3 separate regions of the Homo sapiens genome follow, and all the other regions are linked to region 1. A link is a loop called in an ENCODE intact Hi-C map of the cell type or tissue named here. Cell type or tissue: MCF 10A. All regions are shown on one strand. Links, peaks and the distances in the headings refer to the core of each region. The heading gives the core; the rest is flanking DNA.

Region 1 (11,327 bases), core at 3,387-8,386:
AACCTGCATTAGGAGGGCAGAGACTGTGAGAAAGCAAAGGAAGCCAGTCATGAGAAAACAGAAACTGAAGCAGAGAGCAGTACTTGCATCAAGCGAGAGTGTCTGAGCCCACCTTCCCTAGATCCACCACGTGCCAACTTTGTGACTGCAGCAAGCTGCTTAGCCCAGGTGAACTGAGCACCTGGGAGTGGGATAATAACAGTACCCACCCCAAGCATTTCTGAAGACTAAAATATTCATAAACATTTTAGAAACTGCTTCTCAGTTTGGCAATTTCCTATAAAGTTAAGCATACACTTGCTGTACAACCCAGAAATTCCCCCCTAGGTTTTACCCAAATGAAATGAAAACTGAGATTTACAGAAGAACCTATACATGTACATTTTTAGCAGTTTTGTTTATAGTCACCCAAAACTGGAAACAACCCAAATATCCCTTAATAGGGAAATGGATAAACAAATTGGACAAATTCCATACAATGGAATCCTTCTCAGCAATTAAAAAAGAGAACAAACTCCAGAAAAATAAGACAGGTGTTGCAGGACTTTTCATTAGTTCAGCTAAAAATGGGGTTCTTTGTCCCATGGCCATGAAAATTCAGGCTCACAGACAATTTAAATGGTAAGACAGGTTTTTACTGAATTAAAAGGAAGAAAAGGGGCAAACAGGAACTCTTGGAAGGACAGAGTCCCTGCTGGAGCGCTTCCTTCCCAACCTTCAAATCCCAGGTTCCACACAGGAAGAAGAGGGGCCTGACTCCTCCCCACAAAGGGTGTGAACTTCTGTGGCTCCACCCCATTGTGCAGGCTGGTTGGAGTTTTTCCGGGTATCCCCCTCCCACCTGGCTGTCTCATTCCCCTTTCTAAAGAAGTACATCAAACTTTTGTTAGATTAAGCATAAGGATGAAGACCCAGCTTAACTGCTTCCTGCTGACATAGGATGCTGTTTTGGGGAAACAACAGTCCGAGCTCCCTCAAAGGTCTATTTAAGGTTTCCCAGCAGAAGGGGACATTGTCAGAGGCTCCAGCTGCATGACTATTTGGAGTTTGATGGCCTGAAGGCAAGAAGAGACAAACTATGTTATTAGAAAACATGTATCCAAATGAAACAAGGGGAGGGTTAAGGACAGCTCAAAAATTCTGAGGCCTTTTACCAGTTTGCACAGGAAGAGGGAGGCCAAAAGCCCAACTGGTTAAAATACTTTACCCTTTTGCCAGCATGTTGGGCTTCTGGGTTCTCTTCCCCTGAGCCCAATCCTATGGCAGCCATTTTAAGGTTTGGGAAATTAACTCTTTCCAGTTTGTAGGATGCATCTGAAGGGAGTGTCTTGTAGTACAGAGACACAATTACCTATTAGTGAAGAGAGGACAGAGAAGGAGAAAGGAAAAAAAGAGGCACCTGTTAAAGGAGTCCCAGAGGTTCAGGATGCATTCGGAAGGGGTACAGACTGAAGATGAATGGCTACCCATCTAGAAAGAGGGGAGCAGACATCCCTGGTTCACTTCTCTTCCTAGCAGATACCTGGGGCATGTGACGGAGAGAAGGAAGAGCATCCTCCTTCCTCTTCCGTGCTTGCGTCCCTGAGTTCCAGTGACCTTGGAAGGTCCTGCCATGAGTGCAAAAGAGCCTTGCACCCATGAAGCAGGGGGCTCTTAGGGGTGGGGATCATCCACTCTTACCCACGTATGCCCTGTCTCCCCTGCTGTAGGTAGCCTTGGAGTTCCCTAGATCTCATTTATGCTGTGGATATTAATGTGGCCTTTATCCATGAAATAGGAAGCTTGGGGTTGGCTTAATTGGCAGGAATCAGCCACACTCATCTGTGCTCTGCCTTTTGGCCTTGTAGTTGCCTGCCTCTGGATCCCTTAGATCCAGTTCTCTTTCTTAGAACATTGACCCGAAGCCTGGAATTGAGTTTGGGACAAAAATATGTCTCAGGGGCTTGCATGGACTCCTTCTCATAAGCCGAATGTTAAAGTGAGACTCTGGAACTGAGTCCTTCTCCAACAAGGAAGAGAAAAAGATGGCTTGTGACACACCTAGATAACTGGTGGCTATAGTTATCCTTGCTACGATTTGAGTGTAGTGCAGCTTTTTAACTTCCGTTAAAAAAATACTTGATTCAAGTACTGGTCTTTCTTTAGGCCAAATTAATTAGAGCTCTTTTTACAGACATTACACATAATAACACACACAGACAGGCAGAAGAAAACCCAGTCCCTACGAGATTCTTTTTCACAATGAAAAACTTTATGGAGAGTACAAACAGTGATAGTTGTGGGGCTTGGCCTAGTAAAACGTCTTCTAAAAAAAACCCAAAAAACAAAAACAAAAATCTTGCTTAAAACTTAACTGCTGACAGGGTAGAGAAGAGGGTAAAAAAGAGAATAGTTTAAAAATGCCTGGGGAAGAATCTCTTATTCTTAGGCAAGGGGTTCCTCTACCAAGAGAAAAGCTTAATTACTGTCCAATGGAGCTGAACCCCTTGACCAGAGAAGGAGAAGGCTCCAGTGGCTTGTGGTGGAAAATGCCAGCCAGCTGGCTCTGTGAGACCCTTGGGCCATGCATCCCAGCCCTGGCAGGGAGGGGAGAGCAGTGGGGAGCTGCTGCTCACCAGTGGGTCCTGAAAAAGGAAGGAAAATGCTACTAAAAGTCCCAGGAGCTAAGGGGGTTGGGGGCATGGTTTTATCTACTCTCAGGAGTCTGAGGATGAAAAGGCTTAGGAGCAACAGCGAGAGGTTTTGAGTCCCCATTTCATTCACTGCTTCTCTAGCCAAACGTTGGGTGCCAAAAATGTTGCAGAACTTTTCCTTAGTTCAGCTAAAAACAAGGTTCTTTCTCCCACAGCCATGAAAATTCAGGCTTGCAGACAATTTAAATGGTGAGTAAGACAGGGTTGTGGTGGGTGAAAAGGAAGGGGCAAGGAAGAACTCTTGGAAGGTGAGAGTCCCTGCTGGAGCATTTCCCTCCCACTTTTCAAATCCCAGGTTCCACACAGGAAGAGGAGAGGCCCGAGTCCTCCCCACTGCAAAGAGTGCAAATTTCTGTGGCTCCACCCCAGTGTGCAGGCTGGTTAGAGTATTTCTGGGGAGCCCCCTGCCACCTGCCTCTCTCACATGGATGACTCTCAAATGCATTATTCCAAGCAAAAGAAGCTATTCTCAAAAGACTGCAAACTGTGTGATTCCATGTTGATGACACTCTTACAAGACAAAACTATGGGGACAGCAAACATACCAGTGGCTGCCAGAGATCATGGTAGAAAAAGAGGTTCACAACCAAGGGAAATAAGAGAAGGAGTTGTGGTCAGAGATAACTCTGACTTCCTGGTTGTCACTCCTGCCCCCACATGGCGTGTGACTTGTTTCAGCTCCCCAAGGCTTAAGGTGCTATCCTGGGAAGCAGTGGGTTTCTCCTTCCCTGGAATTAACCAAGCAGAGGCTGGAGGAACTCTTAGCAGAGAGGTGACAGAAGTCCTGAAAGCTTTTGCCACTGACAGACAATAAATACATATTTCACCACTGACCCTATGACATGCAATAACTCTAGTCATTTCTTTTCTCTTCTCCCCTCTCCTCCTATCCCCTCCTCCTCTCTGTTTTCTTCTTCTCTATGGGTGGGGCCCAGCAATCTATGGTTCAACGGGCGTTTCAGGTGATCCTGTTGCTTCCTAGAGTTTGAGAGTCACTGCCTTAGGGAAAAGAATAGATGTGCTCCAAATTGCAAACAGGTAGGGAAAGAATTGCACCTTCATGACGATGAAAGAGTCAAAGGTGGCCTTGTACTTAACGTGTCATAATATCTGCAGTTGGAGGCTCAGGAGTTCGATCCACAGAGCAAACTCAATGAGAACACAGGGTCAGCATCCACAAACATCCTCAGAAGGGTGAAGCCTTTCAACTGTGATGCCTTCAGGAAAAATCCACAGAGGCCAGGAAGAAAAGTGATGGCAACAAAAAGTTGTTTCAAGCAAATGGGATAAAATTAGTAAGGTCATGGGTAAAATGCAGTTAAGAGATTATGAGATATTCATCCCAAGTATGATGGTGACCAAAGTCCTATTTACAAAGAGGAGATTTATGGGGATCCTGAGATAAGAAGAACTTGTGTTCAAACAAGATATTTAAAAACAAAAACTCTCATGGTTCTACAGACCTGAGAATGGGGTTAACAAGACAGTTCTCATTAAATGAAGGAGGTAGCCTAATAAATTAAGGGGATCATGAGGCCTCTGGACTCCAGTCTTCCCAGATTTGGGAAAGATCAGATGCATATGGTTTCTGCATTTTGATTCTCAGCCATGATTCGAGGCCTTTCCTTAGAATCAGGTGCCTGGCTTCGTGGTCTCCATGCCATAGGCCCTGGACCTGAGCTGTTTGTGGCAGGTTCTGTTCTCTGGGCATGTTGTACTGGGGGCCCTGACCATCCTCTTCATGTTTGATTTCCTGCTCTTGTGTGACCTGCCTAAACTTGACAGGAGTTTCTTTGTGACACTGCATCCTTTTCCTGAGAGCATGCTGACATTTGGCCCCATTTGGGGAAACTCTGGCAACATGGCAGAGCACAAATGAATGAAATTCCAGGCATTCCATTTGGAGGCAGGGATGGTCCGTCCGGAGACACAGGTGGGTCTAAAATCCTGCAAAGATTGGAAGGGCTTCATGTGGCCTAGGAATGATGACAGATTTGTGGGTCTTAACAGTGACCACCATATGGAGACACATTCCAAGAACAGAAGTTGAGTGTGCAAGGTCTGCAGACAGACGCCCAGCTCTGTCACTTTCTAACTGGGTGTGCCTGGACAACTTATGAAAAGTAGTTTCACATCTTTCTAAAATGGAAATATGAATATATTAATGGTACCTACTGTTATAGGGCCAATAGGTTTCTATGACCGCTGTGCAGTAACAGACCACTTACACTAGGTCAGCAGGGTTTGCAGCAGAGAAAGAGTTTAGTGATCACAGGGCACTGAGTGAGAAGATAGAAGAAGATCCTCAAATCCATCTCCCTGAGAAGTTCTGGGCTGGGGTTTTTAAGGATATCGTGGAGGGTGAGATGCCAGAAAATTGGGGTTGTTGATTGGTTGGGGTAAGGGGGAAGAAATAATCAGCAATTGGAAACTGCATATTTTGGTGAGTCAGCTGCTCCTGGGATCATTCAGACCCACTGAGTCAGTAGTTTAATCAGTATGCAAGACCTGAGGGAATATCTCAAAGGGAAAACATAACATTTCAAGTTGTTATTTATAGAACAGTTGATAGGAACTATAATCTTAAAAGAGGATCTACATGATTCTGAGGCCATAGGCACCAAACAACTGTGGGGAAGCAGTTAGAAAGCAGCAGACCTCATGATTAGTGCTGAAGGTGCTGCAAGCTCGGTTTATTTTCACTTCTACCCTCTTCCTCTCCCTGTCCCCAATCCCAGGATTCAGAAAGACAATTATGAGAGTTCAGAGGTGTTGGTGCCTCTATGATGCTGCAAGCAACATTTTCCAGGATGGCCTTGAGCTTGGGTGGGAAAGCAGGCATGGTAATGGGAATGGGTCAGGCACAGGCTGCTGAGGACAGAGCATTGGAAAGACCATCATGACCTTTAGAATTCTGTAATCAGTGGATTTGACCTTTCATAAATTGCCTGAAGTTCTGTAGCATGTAGCAATTCATAAATTTACAAATACAAAAACATTGCATTGTGTATTCTCTGAGGTTGGTGTATTGTAGATGGCTTAGCTAGTGAGTGAGCCTAGTAGGCTGCCAAGTGATCCTAAAATCATGGCTTAGTGGCTCTCGTGCTGTACATTGTTGAACCACTCTAACTGTTAGAAATGCCTTCCTGAAAACTTTCTCCTTCTAAAAGTCATCATTTGTATCTACATTTTGTTCCTAGTATACAAAGTGTCATTCCCTCCTCCATAAAGTCGCTTCAAATAGCTGAAGAGCTACAGCGTGGAACAGGCCAATATGGGAGACACCAGGGACTGGTAGGCCCTCATTTCAACACCGCATCAGAGGAATCCAGAGGCTTATCTAAGGGAGAACCTGTTTGTCATTGAAATCGTCCACCATTCAATGAAGTTGCAGTTCTTGCTTGAACCACTAGGTGTCACTGACACTATGCGTGGCAGACACTAGTGTGGGGCTGAGAATGAGTCCCCTGTTAAAAGTCAAACATGCCCTTTGAATCCCAATTTTGACTTAAATTGTTTTATTATCACATTACTCAAAGGCATACAAACAAAATCTAGACACCGTATGCTTATCTCAAAACAATAAAATTAAAAGTATAGAAATAGAAACAAAGCAATAACATTCAAGTTAATTTAATGTGCTAGGTAATGTTATTCTACTGGAACTAAATGGGTGATTTGGACTTTTTAACATCACTAATGTGCATTCATATTTTTTTGGTCTACTGGTCATGGACTTAAGTCTATTTACTACCCATATGATGGACCAACATTTGAGTCATTTTAAAAACTTTTACTTAAAAACTAGCTATTTTAAAAATCATCAACCCATCCTTTTCAGGTGCCAATAGATTGAAGAATACAACTCCAACAATTCAATTCAATTATACCCCATTTTACGCAATCCCTTGCTGTACTGATTCATTATAATGCTAATTACCTTTGAAATATTTCAAAAATGTTTCAAATATTTCAATCCCTTGCTGTATTGATTCATTATAATGCTAATTACATTTGAAATATTTCCCTAAAAGAGTTATATGTAAATACAAACTATTGCAGTAGCTAGTAATATTTTCTTTGTGTCCTTCAGTGAATGAGAGCTAGCCAGACCTTGGGGAGCAGAAACTACCAGGTCTGCTCCATCCTTCCTGACACTGCCACCAGGTGCAACTTGGGTCAAGCAGTGCAGCTGCTTCACCCCTGCCCTGTAGGTCTCTGTGGTCTCAAGGCCCCAACACACGTGCCTCCACCAGCTTTGTCATCAGAGGCAACATACCCCAGAACCATCGGCTGCTGACACTGGGTTTCAACTATGAGGCCAAATACGTGGGTTACCCACCCTGCCCTGCCCTGCTCAGCTCAGCTCAGCCATCACAGGTCTGGACCTTCAGGCGCGAACTCTGAAAGGAGTCTTAAGCAGAACAGCATCATATCCTGGGAGCACAACTGGGAAGCTGGGAATCCATGTGTGGGTTCCATCCCTCCCTAGCCTCTGCAAATTAACATATAAGGAGAAGAGTCCCATTAATTCACCCAAGTTACCAGCTCTTTCCCACAGTGGTGCTACACACACCAAGAAATGTGAGGATGTGGCTAGGCATCTGTTAGAAAAATTTCCAAATATTCCATTGTAATTACTGGTCTCTCTAATATCTGCAGTGGGAGCTGATCTGCATTGAGTAAGCATCTCAAGAGTGAAGAATGGCTTGATTCCAAGTGAACTCAAATCTCAGCCTTACAACAGCCAAGATACCCTGCTCTGCCTTTTGTTTCAGGAAACAAACTTTGTAGCTTCTGCAAAGCTCTTCATCCTTACTCAAGAAATTCTCCCAGAAGGGTTTGCAATGAGCATGTTGTTTTCTCTCTCTCTTTCTTTCTTTCTCTCTCTCTCTTTCTTTCTTTCTCTCTCTCTTTCTCTCTTTCTTTTTTTTTTGACAGAGTCTTGTTCTATTTCCCAGGCTGGAGTGCAGTGACATGATCTCAGCTCACTGCAACCTCCGCCTCCTGGGTTCAATTGATTCTTCTGCCTCAGCCTCCTGAGTAGCTGGGATTACAGGTGTGTACCACCATGCCTGGCTAATTTTCTGTTTCTCAGTAGAGATGTTGTTTCACCATGCTGACCAGGCTGGTCTCGAACTCCTGACCTCATGATCCACCCACCTTGGCCTCCCAAAGTATGGGGATTACAGGCGTGAGCCACCACGCCCAGCCGCCTGCTGTTTTCTTTAGGCTCTGCTCCCAGAGATAGTAACACAAATGATACTGGTTACCAAGTTGGTGGGCCTTGCAGAAACTAAAATACACACTCACAGATATGAACATTAATGGGGCACTACCATCACTGGAAAACACTGCATAAGCCCAGGACACTGACCTGAAGTGCAAATGTTTTCAACAAATTCAGAGAAAGACCATAGAAACTAAGCTTTCAGAAGATAGCTACCCACAGTCCAGCCTCTAAACCCACCTGTGTCTACACAGTAGATAAGCAGAGAACATCAACATGTGTCTCTCTCAACTTAAGTTCCAGGGGGAAGATGCAAACAGAAAGGGGAGACATGGTTTGACTCATGATATCATCAGAAAAATGACAGACCAGGCCAGACAGTCCCCCATTCCCATGTAAGAAGAAAAACAGTACATGAATCTAATATGCAGTTGTAGAAAAGTTAAAATTTTTCTCTAAGAAACACAAGGAAACTTTGTTAATATACTTTAAACTGATGAATTGTACTGGATGTAAACTGGACCTCAATAGAAGCCATCAGCCCCTGAATCACACTTGCTCCCTCCTATCTCAGACCTTCTCACACACCACTCCCTCTGCCTGGAATGTCACGTCCATTTCCTCCCAGTTCCCAGCTCTTTCATGCTACATCTGATCTGCAGTGTTTTGCTTCTGAACCATTTATTATTTGTAATTAAAAGTTATGTGTGCCTGTTGCTTTTAACATGTGGTTCTCTCTGCATACATACGCTCCATGAAGGGCTGTTTTCTCATCATCAGATGAGCCCATCTGGGAATGTGGATTGAAACTACCACCTCTTGCCCCATCCTGGAACTGTGAAAAACCGAAGATCTCTCTAAGAAGACTCTGATCAAATCCTTTTCTGGCAGCGGGGGTCAGTCCCCACCAGGGTCTATATTGCCCTTGAGCCTTGAAGACCCCTAGGTTTGAATTATTTTTTTACAGGAAGAAAATGTAAAAATAAAATAAAATACTGAAATATATATATGTATATATATATATATATATTTTTTTTTTTTTGAAATGGAATTTCGTTCTTGTTGCTCATGCTAGAGTGCAATGGCGTGATCTTGGCTGATTAGAACCTTGGCCTCCCGGGTTCAAGCAAGTCTCCTGCCTCAGCCTCCTGAGTAGCTGGGATTACAGGCATGTGCCACAATGCCCGGCTGATTCTGTATTTTTAGTAGAGATGGGGTTTCTCCATGTTGGTCAGGCTGGCCTTGACCTCCCGACCTCAGGAGATCCGCCTGCCTCGGCCTCCCAGAGTGCTGGGATTAAGGGTGTGGGCCACTGCGCCCTGCCTGAAATAGTTTTTAAAACGAAATAAAAAGATAATCCACAGGTGGGAGAAATTATTTGCATTTGTATATGTGATAAGGTATTTTTATCCAGGATATATGAATAACTTTCACAACTGAAGAATAAACAGACAAATAACCTAATTTACAAATAGGCAAATGATCTAATAGGCATTTCCCCAAAGAAGATATACAAATGGCCAATACACACATGAAAAGGTGCTTGACAGCATTAGTCATCAGGAAAATGCAAACCAAAACCTTGAGATACCACTTTACATCCATCAGGATAGCTAGAATCAAAAAGTTCATAACGACAAGTGCTGGCAAAGATGTGGAGGAATTGAAGCCCTCATACATTGATGGCGAAGTGCAGCTGTGTTAGAAGGCAGTCTGTCAGTTTCTCATATGATTGAACATAGAATTTTACCGTATAATCCAGCAGTTCCACTTCTAGGCATATACCCAAGAGAAATGAAAACACATGTTCACACAGAAACTTGCACATGAGTGTTTATAGCAGCATTGTTCATAATAGCCAAATGGTGGAAACAACTCAGTGGATGAATGAATAGATAAGTAAAAAATTGTATATCCATATAATGCGATATTAGAACTGAACTATAACACAACACTGATGAACCTTGAAATCTTGTGCTGAATTAAAGAAGCCAGTCACAAAAGACCACATCTATTTGATTCCACTCCTATGAAAGTCCAGAATAGGAAACTCTATAGCGACAGAAATTAGATTAGGGCTGAGGAAAGATGGGGAATAGGAGAAAATGGGTGGATGGCTGAAGGATACAAACTTTTTTTGAGGTAATAATGTCCTGGCCTGGCACGGTGGCTCGTGCCTGTAATTCCAGCACTTTGGGAGACTGAGGCAGGTGGATCACGAAGTCAGGAGTTTGAGACCAGCCTGACAGACATGCTGAAACCCCATCTCTACTAAAAATAATAATTAAAAGAAGTAGCCGGGCATTGTGGTGTGTGCCTGTAATCCCAGCTACTCAGGAGGCTGAGGCAGGAGAATCACTTGAACTGGGGAGGCGGAGGTTGCAGTGAGCCAAGATCGCACCACTCCACTCCAGCCTGGGCAACAGAGCAAGACTCCATCTCAAAAAAAAAAAAAAAAAAGTTCTAAAATGGACTGTTTTGATGGCTGCACAAACTTGTGAATATATTAAAAAGTATTGAAATGTACACTTTAAATGGGGAAATATATGGTATGTAAATTATGTCCAAGCTAAGTTGTTTTCTTTTTAAACACTGTATTGGAAGTATAGAAAAAATGATACGGGGCCAGACTGATCTGAGTTTGAATTTTTGCTCCAGTATTTACCAGCCTTGGATCTGGATTAAGTCCCTTTGATCCTCTAAACCTTGTTTTCTCATCTATAAAGTGAATACATTGATTATACCCACCACAAAGAGTTATTTTGGGAATTGAGATAATGCATATCAAGTGCTTAGCCTCATTGCCTTGTACATAGTAGGCACTAAATGACTGTTAACTGAATGAAATATTCAGGGAGCACACAGCCAGATGTAAACACGTAGAGCAGATGCCCAGGGCCCCCAGAGATTATTCAGAAGCCTGCAAATAAATTTGTTAGAAGAGCAGATTTTGTCCTTTGGTGAGGACAGCTTTCCAAAGGGATAAAACCTATTTCAAAGCCCTAAGGATAGGGACACCCAGGCCAATCAATTAGTAGTAGACATTTTTTCTGGGTGGGAGTGGGGATGTTCTTTGCATGGTTAGATTCTAATAAATGGGCCCTCCTGCATCTGCCCACCCTACAGGGAATGGGGACAGTGGACTTCCCTCCTTCCCTCTGCACATTCCCTGACCAGAAGGTCCAGGGGAAAGGATGGGCAGAGAGCAGAGTAGTTACATAGGTGTGATGGGCAGAGGCCAGATCTCCCTCCAGGTCATGAGGAGACTCACGGCAGATCTCAGTAGATGGAAGTGTTCAGCCCCGAGGACAGCCATCTCTGCACAGGAGAAATTCTTCCATGTAGGGAGGTTTTGAGGACTTTGGCAACAGCAGCCAACATCATTTGCAGAGTGTAAAGGTCTC
Region 2 (9,673 bases), core at 1-5,000, 510 kb after region 1:
TCAAATCCAGGAGCTGACATTCAATAAAATAAAATATGCTGCATTCAATAATATGCTAAGTAAATATCTATTAGAGTTGTGCTCCTGCCAGCTAAAATATAAAGAGAATTTGAAAAGCAATTAATTATTAGAACCCAGTCTAGTGGCAAAGAGGCCTGGTGGGAGATGGGTGAGGGGTGCTCATAGCCTCAAATCAGACTTGAAATGTTAAGATGCCCTTCAAATCCAAGGACACTGAGTTGCAAGTCCATTCCATTTATAGGACATGGATTTGAAGTCTCTACTGGCACAGAAACCATAAGACAAAACACAACTTATTTTTTTACAGTTTTGTGAAAAACAATCCCAGAAGTCTTGCTCTAGGTCTCATGCCTCAACCCAAAGTTCAGGTCTCTATGAAGCATCAGTGCACTGACACTGTAAAGTCAAGGTGCCCAGCTGGTTATGACAGAGACTTCTAGTTGCACATCAATTATTCAACGCCCCCCCCTTCTTATCTGGTAAATGCAGAGGATGGCCATGCGACCAGATGAACATCCAGATTTCCCATCCACCTCTTTGTGGATAGGGGTAGCCACATGACTGCATTATGCGCAATGATATGTAGGTTGAAGTTGTTGGGTGGTACTTCTGGGAAAGCTTTTGTGAACCTCTTTGAAACAATTCAGTCTTTGCAGGAATAGCTATCTTTTAGGTGAAAGAAAAACAAGCTCCTAACGTATTTAAGCCATCATCATTCAGGTTTTTGTAACTAGCAATTAAGCAAATTCCTAATATTTACTAACTCAAAATTACATCGAGATGCTAAAATTTTTTTTTAATGATTAAGGGGGCTTAGTTCAATGAAGATGAAAATAAGAATTGAGATGATGAAGTAAACACATATTAATATTTTTCTACTTATTGAAAAGTGACCTTTGGATATTTAGTGTTTTGAATATTTATAATATTTAAGATAATGTGGAATATTATAGTATCTAATAAATTAGCCTTGAGATTCCAATTTTTAAAATGTGTAACAAATAAGTTATTTAGAATTGTGGGGGGAGTTGAGAGGAAAAACAATCAACATTTACTTGAGCTCTAATATGTTTTGCACATGTTTCTGTAAAAGTTTTCTAATTAAGAAGGAATTTTCATTGTATCCTAGAGAAACAGTTCTAAATACTCTAAATTATCAGCATATTTTCTTGAAGAGAGTATGTTTTCATAATACTCCATGGCTTCAATATGATAATCTTAAATCGATGACTCTTATTTTTTATGTTTCTCTTCCTTTTGGTTCTCCTTTTCCTCTTCATTTAATAATTTATACAAGCTCTCATTTTTCTGTTTAGTATAACAAAGAATAGAATAACCAAATTCAGTAAGCGCAAAAACCTTATCTCAGTGTTTAGAAAAATGCGCAGTGGTATGCACAGCAAACAACTTGCCAAATGCATTAAACATTGAAGAGCAAAGGACCGTTAAGAGAAACAAGTATCATAACTAAGAGTGTCAGAACTCCAAGCCTCTGACAGGAAACTTCTTTGGTTAAAAACACGGCAAGCATTATTAGTAGCAGCATGTAATTATACCAGCCCACCCTGATGATGCTCTATCTATCTCCTAACCACTGATTTAGAGAAATCACAGCACATCTGTCTATTTTCATGACATGGCCTCATAAGTGACCAATTAAATAAACCATACCACTGGATGGTTGAGAAAAAAAATTGTTCAATAGAATTGTGGTTTGAAGTTAAAATTTATAAGAGAAATGTACTCAGTTTGTAAACATAATTGAGAATTTAATAGTCACCCTATTTATAAGTGCAAGTTATTTGATTTGTGATTACTTAAGTACATGAGAAGATTTGTTAGACAATTTGCTGGAAAAGGAAATCAAATACAGTGCATTAAATTTAAAAATGCGGTTTATTGCGGCAATATTCATAATAGCAAAGACTTGGAACCAACCCAAATGTCCATCAGTGATAGACTGGATAAAGAAAATGCAGCACATATACACCATGGAATACTATGCAGCCATAAAAAAGGATGAGTTCATGTCCTTTGCAGGGACATGGATGAAGCTGGAAACCATCATTTTCAGCAAACTATTACAAGGACAGAAAACCAAACACTGCATATTCTCACTCATAAGTGGGAGTTGAACAATGAGAACACATGGACACAGGGAGGGGAACATCACACACTGGGGCCTGTTGGGGGGTGGGGGGCTGGGAGAAGGATAGCATTAGGAGAAATACCTAATGTAAATGATGAGTTGATGGGTGCAGCAAACCAACATGGCACATGTATACCAATGTTACAAACCTGCACATGGTGCACATGTACCCTAGAACTTAAAGTATAATAATAAAAATAAAATAAAAATAAAAATAAAAATAAAAAATAATAAAAATAAAAATGCAGTTGAAAATGTCTAGGAAATTTAATTAACTAAGCTATTTAAAAATTCCCTTTTCAAAATATTTGTTAAATTTTCATTCTTGTAAACTTATATTTGGAAGTATTGTTTTAAACTGTAAGCATCTGAAAAGTCTTGTGTGTGCCTCCAAGCCACCCTCAAATACACTCCAAACCTCACATTGATACTCTCCTTTGGTTATACGAATCAGCCCAACTGAGCAGTACAAACAAGGAATTTTCCACAAAAGACAAGGATAGAGGAAATACAGAATATAAAATACTTTTGCTTTTGTCCCTGCCAACTTTTTATCCAGGGAAATTATTGTAATCTTTTCAAAGAGGTTTTTGAAATTTAATTGGGTCACTTTGGACCCTTGCAACTTCAAAGTTTATGCTCATCCTTGATATCTTGATAATATTTTGTTCTTACTGGTTTGCCTGGCTCCTCCCTGCCGCCCTTTGGAGTGATTTTACCTGGCTCAGCCTACAAATGTTTGCCAGAATTCTTTTTAGAACTTTAGATTTTGGAAATTTCTAACAGTCCTGATGGCAAATACATCAACAGATCTATCTGGCTGCTATCGTAGGAACATCTGCCTATATCATGCCTCTTGATAAGTGAGGATGGCATGTTCACAGAGCTTCTTTCTTAACGAGTGCCACCAGATGTCACTCTTCTCCATAACTAAGATCAGTGCCTAGGGTATCCTTGCCTTCTCAAATCCTGTGAAGTCCTGGATTTGTGATCAAGTCTGTGCCATCCATGGGGAACAGTGTCGGCATCACCTGGACCTTTCAGGATCTCATTTAATCTCCAATAATGTACCTCCCAGATTGATCAACCTGCAATCTTCCGGAGTGTGCTCATAACTTTGTGTCTTTCTCTACCACCACTACTAGAACCCCCATGAGTTTTTCTCATTTATGGTAGCATATGACCTCTAATTGTGGTTCCAAAATTTGTTTAATGGCATGCCTCACAACAGTCATTCAGTCCCTACAAGGCCCTGTCTTAGGTGCTAGTATAGGGCAGGAGCCTACCTAGAGATTTTCTCCTTCTAGGAAAGACTCTAATTTATTGGGAAATTGGATATTCATGGAAGTTGTGGTTTGTTTTTTTTAAAAAAAAAAGAGAGAGAGAGGGAGAGAAAGAAAAGAAAGAAAGAAAGAAAAAGAAAAAAGAAAGAAAAGAAAGAAAAAGAAAGTCTGACCTGTAGGGAGTTATTTTTTTTTTCCATATCAATGAACTCACCTAATGCTCTAAGTCTGGTTCTCCATCCGAAATACCCAGGTTGAAACTGCATTATTTCCTCAATGGGCATTATTAAGATGTCACAGTTTTCTTCACAATATCTCTAATTTTGTGCGGGATCGGGGGAGTATTTTGAGGAACATAATATGATGAGGATATATTCCTACTTATTTATGCCATAAGCCAGAGTGTGGTAGTCCTAGTGAAAGTTACCTCCTTCCTAACTATATTAGAAAAGAAGAAATCTTATTGTACGACACAAAACTGAATTTCCTCAGTATCTTTTTTTTACACCTTTTCTCTCAAAAATGCATTCACCACAGCACCTATTACTTCCAACACACTTTAAAAATCTCTTTCAATATTCTAGTTTTCCTACCTCTCTTCTTCCATTACCTCCTCTCCTATTTCTAACCTCCTCTCTTTTGCTTAAAATATTTTTCTTTTGCAGCTACTTCTGTGCCCTTTCTCATGGAAATTAATCACTTCATTCTCAGCTTCTAGTTTTCTTCTTATTATCTCAATCATGTCCAGACACTGAACGGAGCAAGCAAAGATTTCTATTTATAAAGAGAAACAGGAGAAAAGGCTGTATATTTATATTTATATATTTTTCTGGGCACAGTGTGGTTAAATTAACAAAAGTAAGCATAAAGGATAAAATGCAATTGTAGTAGGTCATTTGGAAATAAGTATATTGCTCATGGCATTGAAAAATGGTAGTTTTTTAGCAAAATAATTTCACAATATATGATAAGATCTATTCAAATTCTTTCTGACTCAGTAATCCCATTTTAGAAATATACCCCTAAGAGGAAAATAAATGTCAAAATCTACCAAGATGTTTGAAGCAGTGCACTGTGACATAAGGTAACAGAGGCTATCATAAACATTACATCTGATTTATAGCCAAAATCATTATAGAAGCTGTACACATAGGATGCAGCCACAGGATTTAAAGAAAAATAAAGTACTGCAAAACTGAGGCAAACCTGATTCAACAAATGATAGAGGGAATATGCCATGGCCTAGTTCTTCCCAACAGGAGTAACCCATCCAAAAGAATTATTTATAGATTTGTTTTGATAAGTCTTGGTAGCTCCCAATTCCCAACAAGGAATAGAAAGTAATAAGCTGGCAATCAGTGAGCTATCACCTTGGAAACTATGATATAAAAGAACTTTAAAAGTAAGATTAACTATTAATTGTTCTTAGCCAGTTTTTCTCTCTAAAACTTTTGATGGATATCAACTGCTCCAATCAGGCACCAACGCGCGCTGTAACTAGAGAAGTCTTTCTCAATTAATTGGATGTGGCAGGGATGGGCAAAGGTATATAGCAGGTGGAAGGTGAAAAAAAGAAGAAGAGAGCAAATTAGTCTCCCTGAGCTTCCAAGAAGACCAACACATTCCAACACATTTTAAAAAATCTGCTGCCTCCAGATTCTGATGACCAGCATTGATACATACCTTCAGGTCACTTAACCCCACCCTGCTTCAGCCTTAGAGAATCTGCCTGCACTAGAATCAGAAGTTAAACATGTGTCCATGTGTCTCCAACACAATCTGTGGAGGAGAAACACCCTTCTTAGCTGACAAAGGACAAAGTACAAAAAGTGTATATTTCCAGTCAGTGCTTCCCAAAGTTTTTCATATCATAATAATAGTTTTTGGGCAATCTGGTACAAAGTGGGGGATATTCAAAGGCCCAGGGGAGGATACTATAGTATAAGATTAATGGTCCAGGGATTTCAGCAGCCTCGGGCAACATCTCAATGAACTAAAGGCCCAGGGAGTCAATATCTCAACGTGGTTCAGTGTGCCACAGTGTAACGAGAGTTAAGAATGTCTGTATAGGGGAGAGGGGACAAAGACCTACCACAGCCCCAGTGACTTATTATAAGCCCTTTACTCTGATTCTATGTTCATTAAACATTCTAGTGTTTGGATTAAACACCACAACACAGGCTGTGGGAGGGGCAGATCGATTCTCTGTTCTTCCTCATTCTCATGGAATGCTCTGTGGCATGACTTCATTGCAACCTCTACAGAGAAGACTTTCCAGATAAGTGGTATGCCTGTTTTTGTGCCCTTGCTGTATTTCTTCATGACTTGATATGATCAAGACCAGCATGATAACGCTCCACATCTCCACTTTTCTCACTTCCCCTCTCTTTTGCCTGTATTGACTTGAGTATTTGCATTCCAAATAAAGTGTTAACAATTTAATCCGTCTCAGGCTCTGATTTCTAGAAAACTCAGACCAAAACAGTCATTGCATTCTCTTTCACTTTTTCTCTTTTTTTTAACCTAAGCTAATTTGAGTTTCTGTCACTTGCAATAAAGAATTCTAACCACTACAAGTCCAATATAAGTGTTTACCCTATTTTATTTGCTTATACACCCTATAAATTTCCTTTGAGGCACTTAACACAATTTTTAATATCTGTCTTCCTGTGTTAAATCATAAGCTCCATGGAAATAAAGATTATATATTTTCGTGCTTCACTCAAGAGTCAGCCTCTATAATAGAATTCAGCATAAAGTAGACAATGGATAAATACTCACATTTTTGAATGAGTAAATAAATGAACTAATTCTATTTGTCAATTATCTTGGTACCAAGAAAGTGGTATTGTGTATAGGTCAACCAAGTGTTCTGAACCTTGAAAGATATACCCAATATATAAAACTTATAAATGAGTCTTCTGTGAGTCTGGATAATGAAAACTAATTCAATCATGTGAGATCAGTCATGGCACCAATACACTTAAGTTATTAAATCTAAGACATACACAAATAATCTTCAGAAGCTATTAGCTCTGAGATTTGGAGTATGTCATTGAAACTCTCTGATTTGATATTTTCATTTACCAAATGGTAATAATAGTAGTGTTTTCCTCCGCCCATCTTATTGGCAGTTTTGAGAATCAACACTTCAAATGGTGTGAATTCTATTTCTACCTGTGAAGTACTGGGTGGATGCTGTGATGTCATGAGAATGATTCCAATAGGCAGACAAAATATAAGGAAGTTCAAGCCTGACAGACACAGCAATAAAAAAGTGACTTGTAATATTTTTGAAAATTATTTTTCCATGTTGTTTATGACTTCATTTATTTTATTACTAAGAAGAACTTTAGCCATTCTTCATCTTACCAGCTACCTGGATATAGTGGTAGCATGGGGTAGGGAAGGTGATGCCTTCTTTAACATAGGACAAACTGAAGTATTTTTCTCTAATAAAACAGCAGTTCTTTTCCTACAATAAATTTTGTTTCTGATATTGGTTTTTAAACAGTAATTTCTTCATAGACATGTAAGCGGATCATACTGTAATGCTACAGTATAACCTCATTTTGTTTACTTAGCTATCTATCACGTATATCTCACTACATCAAAAAATATTTATTTACTTCATATATAACTACATACTACTCCATTTTGTAAACATACAATAATTAATCCAATCAACTCCCTAACATTGACAGTGTTATTGTTTTCAGTTTTTCAGTATAATTAATACCCCAACAATGAACATTCTTTTGCAACCATCTTTGATGGGAAATTTTGGGCACTTTGATTTGGGGTTGAATGTAGGACACTCAGGTAGCTTAGACTTTTAAGTTAGGGATTTATAAACACAGAGACATTATATATAGCATCAAGCATTTAATCAGTATTTTTCTATGAAGAGAAAGCTGTAATAATTGCCTGAGAAGTATCTCTTTAAGAAATGATCCCTCATCCTGGAAATACCATCTACCTGATTACTAATGCCTCTCCTAAGGCATGCTTACCATCCCAGGATGGCAGTCTAAAAGTACATTTATCAATCTTAACCAATAATGGCCCTGGCTCTAAGATCGTCATGAGTAGTTTCTATACCAGTGAAAAGGGAAGAAGTAAAGGAACTGTAGAGCCCCTGGGCTTCCGCCTTCATAGATGGCCTCTCACAACTCAGAAATCTCCTTCCTTCTTCTGGGAAGCCACAGCAGCTTTATTCAGAAACACATAAGTTGTTCACTGGTTCTGTATCCACACATTTATTTCCTAGGGGTAGAGAAAAGGAAATGATTTCAACAGAGCCCACTGATATCTGCAAATCTAGTCTGGTCTCCTCTGCACATGCTATTCTTTGCCAGTAATTCATTTGTACTGTCTTCTCTCCTTTCTAGACACACTGCCCTTTCTCGTTGGATCTAAAGTAATATGGAGCCTGATATAAGCTGAAGTGTGATCTCTTTGCAAGTGAGTGAAGTAAGAGTACAGTAAGATGGCACTCTCATGCCCTGATAGTATTCATTATTTGCACTTATAGTTACTGCTTACATATACCAGGCAACATGAGGCATGGGTGACATAACAGCAAGAAAAAGAGCAAGTCTTTGCACTTGTGTAGCTTAAATTCTAAAGGGGAAAGAAAAGATAAATAAAATATATAGTATTTCATGTATTGATAAATGCTGTTTTAAAAAATAAAGTAGGTGGAGGAGAGGGTTACTTCCTATATGAGTTAATCAGGCAAGATCTCACTAACAAGATAAGAGTTGAGTAGAAATGTGAAGAAATGAAGGGATGAGCTATATCGTTCTCCAGAGGGAACTTATTGCAGACAAAGGGAGTAGCCAATGCAAAGGCCCTGACGCAAAAGTGCACTAAGCATTTTCAAGGAATACCAGGAAGGCTACTGTGGCTATAGCTGAAAGAAAAAAAAAAAAGCAGTAAGGAATGGGGTCCAAAAGGTAGCCTGGGTAGCCAGATAATGTAAGTAGGACCTGATCTGGAAGACTACTGTGAAACAATTTAGACTTTTACTCTAATATGAGATGGAAAATGATTGAGATGGGGTGTTGTGATGGTTAATACTGAGTGTCAACTTGATTGGAATGAAGGATGCAAAGTATCAATCCTGGGTGTGTCTGCAAGGGTGTTACCAAAGTAGATTAACATTTCAGTCAGGAGTGTTTCACCCCATAGGTGAAACACAGCGGAGGCCTGGAAGTGGTATGTATATGATCGGGCTTGAGTGGGTCCTGAAAGTACAAGTAAGTTACATGAGGAAGTGGCTCAAATGCCCATGGTCTACACTCCTGCCACCCTGCCTTCTCTCCCCCAGCCTGCACCAATGGCCTCATGGGCCATTCTCTATGATCAGTAGACAGAGAAAGAGAAGACTAGGGCCTGGTTCATAGATGGTTCTGCATGATACACAGGCACCACCCAAAAGTGGACAATGCAGCACTACAGCCCCTTTCTAGGACAACCCTGAAGGACAGCAGTGAAAGGAAATCTCCCCAGTGGGCAGAACTTTGAGTAGTGCACCTGATTGTGCACTTGGCATGGAAGGAGAAATGACCAGATGTGCAATTATATGCTGATTCATGTGCTGTAGCCAATGGTTTGGCTGGATGGTCAGGGACTTGGAAGAAGCATTATTGGAAAATTGGTGACAAAATTTTGGAGAAGAGGTATGTGGATGAACCTCTCTGAGTGGTCAAAAACCGTAAAGACATTTGTATCCCATGTGAGTACTCACCAGTGGGTGACCTCAGCAAAGGCGGATTTTAGTAATCAAGTGGATAGGATGACCCATTCTGTGGACACCACTCAGCCTCTTTCCACAGACTCCCCTGTCATTGCCCAAGGGGCCCATTAACAAAGTGGCCATGGTGGAAAGGATGGATGTTACACACGGGCTCAGCAACATGGACTTCCACTCACCAAAGCTGACCTGGCTATAGCCACTGCTGAGTGCTCAATTCACCAGCAACAGAGACCAACACTGACCCTTCAATATGGCATCATTCCTTGGGGTGATCAGCCAGCTACTTGGTGTCAGATCAATTATATTGGACCTCTTCCATCATGGAAAAAGCAGAGGTTTGTCCTCACTGGAATAGACACTCTGGATATGGGTTTGCCTATCCTGCACGCAATGGATCTGCCAAGGCAACCATCCAAGAACTCACAGAATTCCTTATGCACCATCATGGTATTCCACACA
Region 3 (11,327 bases), core at 1,427-6,426, 320 kb after region 1:
CACATGTTCTCACTTATAAGTGGGACCTAAACATTGAGCAAACATGGACATAAACATGGGAACAACAGACACTGTGGACTACTAGATGGGGGAGATGGGGAGGAATGTGTGAGTTGAAAAACTACCTATTGGGTACTATGCTTACTATCTGGGTGACAGGATCTGTACCCCAAATCTCAATATCATGCAATATAACCATGTAACCAATCCACACATTTACCCCTTACATCTAAAATAAAAGTTGAAAATTTTTAAAAAGTTATGGCTATTATACTAACAAAGGAAGTAAAATAGAATTAAAAAATCAATTATTCCAAAAATAAGTCAAAGTAAAGCAAAAAATAGATGTGACAAATAGAAAGCAAATAGCAAAATAGACATGAAACCTAATCATATCAATAATTACACTAGTGCAAATGGTCTAAACACCTCATTTTAAAGGCAGACTACAATATTAAACTAAACAAAACCGGCAAGAATTAGCTGCATGCTATCTATTAAAAATTAACTTTAAATATAGGGGTACAAATAGGCTAAAAGCAAAAGGATGGAAAAAAATCACATGCTAACACTAATTATATTAACATATTAATATTAGACAAAGACTGTTTCACAGTAAGTGATTCAACCAGGGATACAGAGGGTCATTTCATAAGGATAAAGTGGATAATTCATCAAAAACATGAAAATTCTTAACACTTATCCACCTAATAATGAGCAATTCCAAATTCTGGAAGCAAAACTTGATAGAATTGCAGAAGAAATGGATAAATTCACAATTACAGTTAAAGATTTTAATTCCCCTATCTCAGTAATTGATAGATCAGGTAGACAAAAAATCAGTAAGGATATAGAGGAATTGAGAAACATTATCAATCAAATTCACTGGCAGGCAGTCATACTGTAAGAAATGTTAAAAAAAAAAAAAAGGTCCTTCAGGCAGAACAAAATTGATACCAGGTGAAAATATGGCTATATAAAAAGGAATGAAAAATTCTGGAAGTGGTAACTGAGTAAGTATTCCTTTGAGACCAAATCATAAAAAGACATTTCTAGAAATGAAAGCTAACAACAAATTTTCCTCATAAACATGGACGTAAACATCCTTTGCAAAATTTTAGCAAATCAAATCAACAGTCATGACCAAGTTGGGTTGACCCCAGAAATATAAGGCTACTTCGACATTCAAAATTCACCTTATCAATAGACTAAAAAAAATCTCATTACTATCTCAATAAATGTAGAAAAATCATTTTACAAAAATTTATTTGTGTAAAATCTCTCAGCAAATTAGGAATAGGAGGGACTTCCTCCACCAGATAAACAGCATTGAAAAAAACCCATGGCTAAAGTAATCTGTAATGGGGAGAGATTGAATACTTTCCCCCTAAGATCTGGAATGTGATAAGAATATTTTCTCTCACCACTTGCACTCAGCATTGTACAGGAGGTTCTAACCAGTGCAATTAAGCAAGAACAAGAAGTAAAAGAAATTAATATTGGAAAGGAAAGAGTTAAACTATCTTTCTTTGCAGACAACATGATCATCTATATAGAACATCTGATGAAATCTGCAAAAGAGATACTGAACTAATAAGTCAGTCTAGCAAGATTTCAGGATATAAAATTAATATTAAAATTAGTTGTGTTTCTATACACTAGCAACAATCGGAAATTGAATTTTTAATCTCATTTTTGGCATTCTTTATTTATTTTATCCAATTTCACTACATTTAGCTGGCATTCAAATATATCTCGGAGTTTATGGTCACCTCTATGATGATTTATTTATTTTTTGTTACAAATGAAGGACTTTCTTAGGGAGATAGAACATGAGTTAATTAATTTTCTAATTTTTAATTGGAAGCAAAACTCTGCTACCTAATATAAATCTCAAATTAAACACATGAGGTAAAAATTTTATTGAGAAGTTTATTCTATTGTTTTTGCTACAATTGCCTACAGAGTGACAGTGAGTAGTGGAACTGAGGGCCTAGTACTTGGAAGGGAATACTTGACCTTTATAGGGTGCACCAGACAACTTCAAATTATTATAGCAACGGCAAAATCACATCACAAGGTAGGACCTAGACACCCACCTGGTTTCCTTCGGGCCCTGGCGTAATGCAGCAGAGCAGCAGCAGCAGCAAGGACGAGGATGCTGAGCACCAGCCCCGTGATTCCCGCAGCGGTAAGGCCTGTTCTGTTCCTGGAAGTTCCTGAGTGGAGGGAGCTGTACTTGAGTTTCAGTGGCACAGGTTTTGGATACAGACAAAATCATGCAAGTAGGGTGAGTGTGTTCCAGTTTCTGATTCCTCCTGTAGCATCATTTGTAATTTTCAAAACTATGGCATATGAAAGGTATTCTCCAGCATCTAAGATTAAAATGTATTTCCTTTCCCTCTCCCATATAAAATCAGTACCAATCTCCAGAAGTCCCAAGCCTTCGTGTGCATGTTCAAAACCTCCTTGGTGCTAGTAGAATTTGTACAATCTGTCAGATAACTATTTTATTTACCATAACTGTGACCTCTAGCCCAGGTACTATTAACACACCTGTAACATTGAGTGTCACCACTTTACTGTGCTGGGCCCCCAGGCCATTGTCAGCCTCACATGAGTAGTTTCCAGAATGTTCTGTAGTCAGAGAGAGGTTGAAGGATGCCCCTCCTCCAGAGTGGGCCGAGATGTTCCCCAAGGTGTCATCCTCGTGATAAAACCAGTACAGGATCGGGAAGGAGCCTCTCAGGGACTCACAGTGAAGCTCCAGCAGGTCCCCCACCACAGCCTGGGCCCCGGGAGCCCTGAGGGTGAGGACGGGGCGAGACACCGGAACTGAGGGAGGAAAAATAGTTCACTGGCAGTTTTACTTAAGTAGGTATACAAGAGAACTTAATAAAGGAATATGCAGCATAGTTGAGTTGCGGGAACATGCACCTGGATTCTGGAGAACCTGGGCTTCAATCCTGTCTCTATCCTTTATTAGCTCTATAAGCTTGATTTTTTAAGAACTTTTTAATTTCTCTAAGTCTTAGTTTATTCCTCTGTAAAACTGAGTTAATGATACATTATATCTCAAGCTATTGTAATAAAAATCATATTGCATGTAAAGTACTATAAAAATTGGTTATTATTATTGATAAAAATATAGCTAAAATCAAGGTTTCTAAAATTCCTACACCTGAATCTTAGCTCTAAGACTGAGACTTCCATACCTATCTAAAGGCAGGACCCATTACTCTCTACCTAATCACCTTGCTTTATTTTTCTACATAGCATTTAGCACTACCTGACATCTGTCTATGTATGTATGTATGTATGTATGTATGTATGTATGTATCTATCTATCATCATTGTTTTATATGATTCCCCAATAGGATGGAGAATTATCTGTTTGTTCGTTGCTGTATTTATAGCTGTTGGAACTTTGCCTGGCATATAAAATTTATGCTCAATAATTGATGATTGAATGGAAAACTGAAGTGAACCAAACTGTCAAAAAAAATCCAGATATAGCTCTAGCAACAATGATTTCTATTTTAATGAACAATTAAAGAAATGGCATAGTGGGAAGAATAGAAAGCCCTTAATATCGAATGTTAACTGTAAGATTGCTGGTTCTGCAAAGTTGTGAGGAAAACTGGATGAACCAATCTGTGTGTAGTGCTTTAGATATAAGCCGTGTGCTTTATTGGCAAGGGTAACTTGATAAGGATCTTAAGCTCTGCTTTCCATCGCAGATGGGCTAAAGGGAATGAGTGTGAATGTGGAAACTATTCACTGAATGGCAATGATTAAACTTGAAAATGAGCCATCTGCTGGCTGCAAGAAAGATAGCACCAGCTGCCTCATCAGGATAGAGGTGCCAAGTCCTGATATTGGAAGTGTAGAGTTCCTGCTAAATTGAAACAGATGGTTTGAATTTGTCCCTTCTGTATAGCCTCTAAATATGAAGTGACCTGGGCGGGATGCAGAGGGCCTCAGGGGTGAGTCTTTTGTATGGTGCTTTGTGATCTCACTGTGCCTTTCACTCATGTCTCTGGGTGTTCGTATTCTGGAAAGAGAGATTTCCAACCTCTTGCATCCCCTCCTCTAGGGCTCATGGGACCTCTGGTTCTGAATGCATATTCCCCTAAAATCAAAGAACTTGAAGACTGAAAAAGACCATGGTTATTGTCAACTTAAGTGGTCTCCAAGATGGGCTATAAGACACCAGATTGAAGTGTAAGAAGAAAATATGAGAACATTTAAGAGTATTTCTTTTTGAGCTTGAAATTTAAAAAGATATTCAGCTTTACTAATATTCATGGTGGTGCTCTTGCTCAGGTAGATGTCACACTGTGTATTGGGATAGGACAGCGTTTTTTATGAAGGCAGGGCCACCCAGGCACGGAGGGTGGGACAGCAGTGCCTTGGCTTGTTAGTTAACTCTCAGCATATGGAACATAATGCCCTTTTAATTGGCTACTTAAGTGTTTTTACAGATTATTTTAATTTAAATCATAAAATATATTTTTTATTTTTTAATTTAATTTCTGTATTCTTTTTTTGTTTTTTTGAGACAGGGTCTCACTCTGTTGCCCAGCCTGGAGTACAGTGGTGCAATCATGACTCACTGAAGCCTTGACCTCCTGGGCTCAAGTGATCCTGCTTCTTCAGCCTCCAGAGTAGCTGGGATTACCGGATCATGCCACCACGCCTTGCTATTCTTTTGTATTTTTAGTAAAGACAGGGTTTCCCCATGTTGCCCAGGCTGGTCTAAACTCTTGGGCTCAAGCAATCCTTCCTTGGCCTCCCAAAGTGCTGGGATTACAGGCATGAGCCACTGTGCCTGGCCAAATCATAAAAGATTTACAATGCTTTGTAATGAGATTGGGGAGTGACCTCAAACCTTTTTGTATCACATGAAAGTTCACTTATTTTGTGGCAAAGTTCTAAAAAGAGGAATTAAATGTAAAGATACGTTACGTGTTTTTCCATGAAGAAAGATTAGTATTTAATTTTTGTTGACTTTTTGGTGATCAGTGGCTACTGACAATGTTAATACTTAGCAAACACTTTAAAAAGTGACTTTTAACAGTATTTCATATTGCTAATGCTTTTCTAAACTTATGCTATGGAGATAATATTTTGGAAAATAGTTGTTTAAAAATATTTACATTTCTATGTCGTCTTATTACCAGAAAATGTAAGTATGTCAACTTTAAAAATTTATATCTGCACCTTTAAAAATCCATGGAAACAGAACATGGCAACCAAAGTTTAAACATGTTCGATAGAAATTCAACATGCAGTGGCTGGGCGTGGTGGCTCATGCCTGTAATTCTAGCACTTTGGGAGGCTGTCGCGGGTAGATTCCCTGAGCTCAGAAGTTCGAGACCAGCCTGGGCAACATGACGAAAACCCGTCTCTACTAAAAATACAAAATTTGCAGGGCGTGGTAGCCTGCCTCTGTAATCCTAGCTACTGGAGAGGCTGAGGCAGAAGAATCGCTTGAACCTGGGAGGTGGAGGTTGCAGTGAGCTGAGATAGTGCAACTGCACTCCAGCCAGGGCAACAGAGTAAGACTCCATCTCAAAAAAAAAAAAAAAAAAAAAGGAAATTCAACATGCAGCACTTCCTACTTACTTTACAAGAACAACTAATGAACATCAACAAAAACATAAACTTATTAACCAAATTTCAATGAAAACCCTTGCATAGTTAGACTATGGGATTGAAAAATGAGTATCATGGAATTGAAAGAGCAGCAGTGATGATCTGCTTCCACTTGGATGTAGATATATTGGTAAGATAAAGCTTTAAGCAGTAACAGACACTAAAACTAATAGGAATAAGGCCAAACTCAGAACCAAACCTCAAATAATTGTACCACCATAAGTAAACTAAGATTTTCAAAGTAAATGAAGCATATTCAATTATAATAATTTTAGTCAAATATTCTAAATCAAAGATTTTAAAATATTGTTTATTTCATTTTCTTTCTCTCCTTCCTTCCTTCCTTCCTTCCTCCCTTCCTTCCTTCCTTTCTCTCTCTCTCTCTCTCTTTCTTTCTTTCTTCCTTTCGTTGACATGGTATCACTCTGTTGCCCAGGCTGGAGTGCAGTTGTGCAATCTTGGCTCACTGCAGTCTCAACCTCTTGGGTTCAAGTGGTCCTCCCACCTCAGCCTCCCAAGTATCTGAGAGTACAGGCGCATGCCACCATGCCCAACTGAATTTTGTATTTTTTTGTAGAGACAGGGGTTTCTCCATATTGCCCACGCTGGTCTCAAACTCCTAAGCTCAAGTGATTTGCCCACCTCGGCCTCCCAAAATGCTAGGATTACAGGCATGAGCCACTGCACCCGGCCCCTTATTTAATTTCTATTTTTTCTGTTTGTTTTGTAATGTGCCCATTAAGTTAATACAGTAGTACATGTATATAATTAACACACAAATATATGTTATTAATATACATATATGTGGGGTATGTGTTAAATACTTTTGATGGAGAGTGGTGCGAGATCCAGAATTCTTATACCCCCATGATTTGCTGACTCAATTACTTTATAAGGGAGGAAAATAAGCACAAGACTAGTAAGAAGACTTATTCAAGGTTAAACAAATGATATTTTCTTGTTCAAGACTCGAGTCTCTGTTTCAGCACACTGTCTGGCATTCCCAGATTTTAATACCTCCTTAAATCATTACCCAAGTTTGGCCTATAGGAAGGATTATTATTAACCAAAATGTCATAAGTGTTCTAATAGTCTGGAATCATTGGAGAACAAGAGTCCATGGCAAAATCCAGAGAATGTATGGGTTTGTGTGACTGGGAATTATTACCATATCTCTCTTATTTTGCCATCTTCTCCTAGGTCCCAGTGCCCTCTCCCATCCTCCAAATGCTGAGCCCTTTGGGATAACCATGACTTGGACTGGAGGTTCTCTTCTAAATGATTGGGCACATTGCTAATTGTTCTTAGGGGCTGGACATGGGAAATACGAGATGCCCTGGTGCCTCTGCTGAAGGAAAATTTTGTTAGGGGATACTGAGAACATCAGATTAAATGAGACCCAATCAGAAGGCATTTGAAAAAAGTGAGAAGGTTAGATAGGTCACTAGAATCTGGAGGCCATGAAAGAGGCCTGCTGCTGTGATCCTAGTGGCTGACAGAGAACCCACAGAAGTGGGTATCCATGAAGAGAGACACTTTAATGATCCAGGGAGCCAAGTGGGAATTTAGATTGAGATAGGGGCAGAAAACTGTGGCAAGGGATGATCCAGTCATTTTTTTCCTGGGCAAAGGAATTCAGAAATAAAGGCTTTCTGTGCCATTTTCCTTTGTCAGTAATTGCTGACCCATCACGTGTTTGGTATTCTGGTAAGCCTTCGTGCCTCTACCAGAAAAAAAAATGAATGGGGTATATGGATGGCTGTTGATGATAATTACAGAGGAATTAAAAAAAGGAATGGTCTAAGTTACTAAATGTGTAATCACTAGGAAGAATCCCAGAACTCCCAGGTGGAGTCAGAAAGAGTGGGAAGTCTATTGGGATATCAACCAGCAAATAGCCCAGTGGAGCTATTTCTGAGAAGACATGATCTGTTGTATTGGCTGTTAACTGCTGTGGGTATATCTTGCTTACCTGTGACCCTGAGACTCACTCCATGACTGTGCTGGGCCCCCAGGCCATTGTCTGCATCACAGGAGTAGTTTCCAGAATGTTCTGCAGTCAGAGAGAGGTTGAAGGAGGCTCCTCCTCCAGAGGGGGCTGAGCTGTTCCCCAGGGTGACATCCTCATGATAAAATCGGTACAGGATCGGGGGAGAGCCTCTCAGGGACTCACAGTGAAGCTCCAGCAGGTCCCCCACCACAGTGTGGGCCCTGGGAGCCCTGAAGGTGAGGACAGGGTGAGATACCGGAACTGAAGGAGACAAAAGGGCTGTCAGAGGATTCTGACGTTGTGACAGATGCACAACCTCTCTCAAGGAGCCTAGCAATGGATATGTCCCTTGTCCCTTGATTGTTTCTGTTTCCCCACTGATCACATTTTTCTTATCTAACAATCAGAAGCATTTCCCCAAAACAGTGAGAGGTAATCTTGGGTAGTTTTGTTTTCATCACCACTCAGTCTTCCCCGCAAGAAGTAAGGTGCTTCAACTTATTTTGCCATCTTTCCATTTCTTGGATAGCTTTTAAATATCTCTCTCTCTCTCTCTCCCCCTCTCTCTCTCTCTGTCCCCACCCCCCTCCCCTCCCTCCCTCCCCGTGCCTCTTTTAGGAGACCTTAGTGGCTGACAGAGAACCTAAACCCTGGCTTGCAACTCGAGGCTGTGTGAAAGGAATCGGAACTTACTTCTCACGGTGACTCGAATCCACGTGCTGAGGATGGGGCTGTGAACGTTATCAGCTGCACAGTAGTATCTCCCTGCATCACTCTCCTTCACGGTGAGAACATGCAGCTCTGCCAACAGGGAACGCTGGGTCTTTCTACCCAGGCTTCTTACTCTTCCTTCTTTGTGCCAGGAGAATGTGACAGTCCCTGAACCCTGGGCTACTGAGCAAATAAGGACCATATTTTCTCCTTCAATCAGCTGCCCTCCGGTGGGCCGGATCTCTAGATTCACATTAGACACAGGGACTCCTGGGGGAACACAAGATGGCATGTGAAGGTCCTGATGGCAGGGACATCAAGGTCAAGGGGAAGGCTGGAGCTACCATGAATAGGCCAATAGCAGCAGGTGCAGCAGGCAGAAGCCCAAAGTAGGAAATAAGAAATTAATTGTGTATACGATTATAAAGGAAGCAACATCCCTCTCACTCCCACAACATTCCCATCCTTGAGAAATGTGGGCACCAAGTCCATAATCTCCATAAATCCAATGTTTTCTGGTCACATTTTATATGCATTTATCTCTAAGGAATCTTTGATGCATCAATAAACCACAAAATAAAAGAGAACACTGGAGATCCTCTGTTTTGAAGATCAAAATAGAATCCAAACCCTTCTCCTATTCTTCAAGACTTCTCCAGATTTACATCCATGTCTCCATGTCTTTCTCTGACTATTACAGTTCATATTCATCTTCCCCTTTTCGGACTATTTTGTTGTGAGTTCAGGTTACCAAATGGAAGCACCACAGGGGCCTCTTAAAACTGCATGTGTTCAGTTGTGCTTCTAGTTGTCTCTTGATTCATGAGAGAACCGATCTTGTACATCTCTGTAACCCCATAGGGTTGGGCAATCAGTAACTGATCAATAATTACTATTACCTGACTCAAGTGGAAGAAAATGTTCTAGGGCTGTTAGACCAACGTTGAGCTTAAAGAGAGAAGATTACCAGAATAGCTGGACACTCCTCTCTGTTATGTCCACCATCCTAGGGGTGCAGGAGATATCACTGGCCTTCCTCTCCCCAGCTCTGACTCTGGAAGAGCAGCCCCTTAGACACTCACTCTGTACACGTATCTGAGATCTCAGGCTCCTTTTTTTGATGCTGTGAGTCACTGTCTCCACCTCACACCAGTAAGACCCTGAGTCTTCAGTCCACATGGCAGGGATCTGGAGTCTGGGGGACCTGCTCCAGCCCAATCCGAGGGTCTGGCTATCTCTGAAGAGGGAGAATTGCAGCTGGACATCTGGCCTCTGTGGAGAGAGCTGGGTCTCACAGGTCAGGGTCATGGGACTCCCCTCTATGGGCGTGGAAGAGCTGGCTCTCAGCACAGGATGTAGAAACAGCTCTAATGAAAAGAAACAACATAGTCTCCAGGGTGGTGAGGCTCAGAGTTCCTAGAGAGATGCATTTGTCATCTCAGCACCAGCCATCAGGAGATAGAGAAGCATGCAGAAGGAACCATCTCCCTCCCATGGCTGAGCCATAGGAGACTCTTTATGAAATTCCCACTGATAAACATCTTCCCTTTATCCCCAGTTTCCCTAACAAACCCAGTAATCCACAGGAATCTAGCCATTACCTTGAACTTGGATATTTAGGGGTTTTGAAGTTACTTCAATGTCAAGTATGTAAAACTTCCTATAAGCAGTACAATGATATTTGCTATTATCCCTGGAGACTGAATTCACTGTGATCTTCTCTAAATTATAACTATTAGGAAGCTGTTTTCCATCCTTGTAGTAAACCTTTTGATGAGTGTTTTTGTTGTCTTTCCCCTGACATCTCAGAATGACATTGTCTCCTTCAAAGACAGGATGTAAAGCCTGCAGGATCAGCCAGTCTGCAAAGAGCACAGGAGCACACTCAGGTTATCCCCTGCTGTTTCTGCCTTCACTTTCATTTCCACCCATGAGGCAAGAGCCACAGTTCTATACACACCTGCAAATGGCCCCCACCCACATTGCCATGTGGCCCCAAATACCTGATTCTTCCTTGCCCTACAAGGGTGAACCAATTCCCAGAAAATGTTCTTGAGAAATCTTCACATGTCTTTTCACAAAAGAGGAATCCCAGACTTGAACCCCTTTTTGCCTGATGGCCCCTGGGTCACCCACAATTCTTTGGAGGTAGATGGATAGACAATCCAGCATCATGCTGCTGCCCTATCTCTTTATTTTCCCCACTGGGGTCAGTGCATCAATCCCCATGTCTGCTTACAACTCTGCCTAGGATCCCTGCATTAACCCGGCCCTCAGGCATTCTGCCTGGTGGCTTGACTTTAGACACTCCCCTTCCATTCCTCACCAGGTGAAAATTCCACATGCACGGCATCACTGAGGGAGGATCCTCGGGTCTTACATTGGTAATTTCCAGGCTCTGTAATTTGGATCTTGTCATGTTTTATTTTCAACAACTTCTCATCGTGATACCAATATGTGTCTCCCTGGGCTAGGGAATGTGATATGCTGCTGCATATGAGAGCCACTTTTTCTCCTTTGAAGGCTGTGGACCATGGAGGATTGAGGAGAAGTACAGCTTTTGGGGCCACCCCTAAACAGGAAATAGAAAGATGAAGGCAGGGGAAGGTCAATGGGAGGTGGGCACAGCACATGGGGAGCCCAACCTACAGTCAGGAGTTTTCCTGGACTAATTTCCAGTCAGGACCAGGGTGGAAAATTGAGCAGAAATAACCTAGGGAAATGCCTGGGAAAGAATCTGTTCTTCCTCATCCATTTCCTGGAGGTGGGCAGAAGGGTATTATAGGGGAGAGGTCTCAGTTTCCTGGCATAGCCTCAGAAAAGCTCAGGAGATGTGATTTGCCATTGGGCAAAAACTGCGAAGGCCTCAGAATGTGGCTGATCCTGAAATTCTCTTGTCCTATACATTTCTGTCCAGATAAAGGTGAACCTGGGATGTATATACCTCAGAAGTAGTTTCTAGACTCCA

Evidence for each region. A loop is a pair of places that touch in the nucleus more often than their neighbours do. Peaks named below come from ENCODE experiments on the same cell type or tissue, not always from the same donor. Only the 100,000 strongest peaks of a DNase experiment are listed, where the experiment ranks them.
Region 2: a loop joins it to region 1, with 2.7 times the contacts of the local background. A loop is called at or near these places in 3 of 110 quality-filtered maps.
Region 3: a loop joins it to region 1, with 7 times the contacts of the local background. A loop is called at or near these places in 9 of 110 quality-filtered maps.

The regions. Positions count from the first base shown.
Region 1 is chr1:157,363,997-157,375,323 of GRCh38, forward strand. No RefSeq gene overlaps it. Among named protein-coding and RNA genes, the nearest start is that of LINC02772, 95 kb to the left of the region's middle. RefSeq lists a silencer at 6,047-6,116. In MCF 10A, for the core only: a CTCF peak has its summit at 6,118 (motif pointing right); a DNase peak (open chromatin) is centred at 6,105.
Region 2 is chr1:157,875,172-157,884,844 of GRCh38, forward strand. No RefSeq gene overlaps it. Among named protein-coding and RNA genes, the nearest start is that of CD5L, 38 kb to the left of the region's middle. In MCF 10A, for the core only: a CTCF peak has its summit at 3,092 (motif pointing right); a DNase peak (open chromatin) is centred at 3,080.
Region 3 is chr1:157,687,699-157,699,025 of GRCh38, forward strand. It overlaps FCRL3 (Fc receptor like 3), which reads right to left. Exons shown (of 15, transcript NM_052939.4): 4 at 10,686-10,931; 5 at 9,961-10,221; 6 at 9,442-9,726; 7 at 8,342-8,629; 8 at 7,631-7,909; 9 at 2,557-2,835; 10 at 2,100-2,219. It overlaps FCRL3-AS1 (FCRL3 antisense RNA 1), which reads left to right and starts at 7,731. Exons shown (of 2, transcript NR_199044.1): 1 at 7,731-7,884; 2 at 8,267-8,946. In MCF 10A, for the core only: a CTCF peak has its summit at 3,831 (motif pointing left); a DNase peak (open chromatin) is centred at 3,813.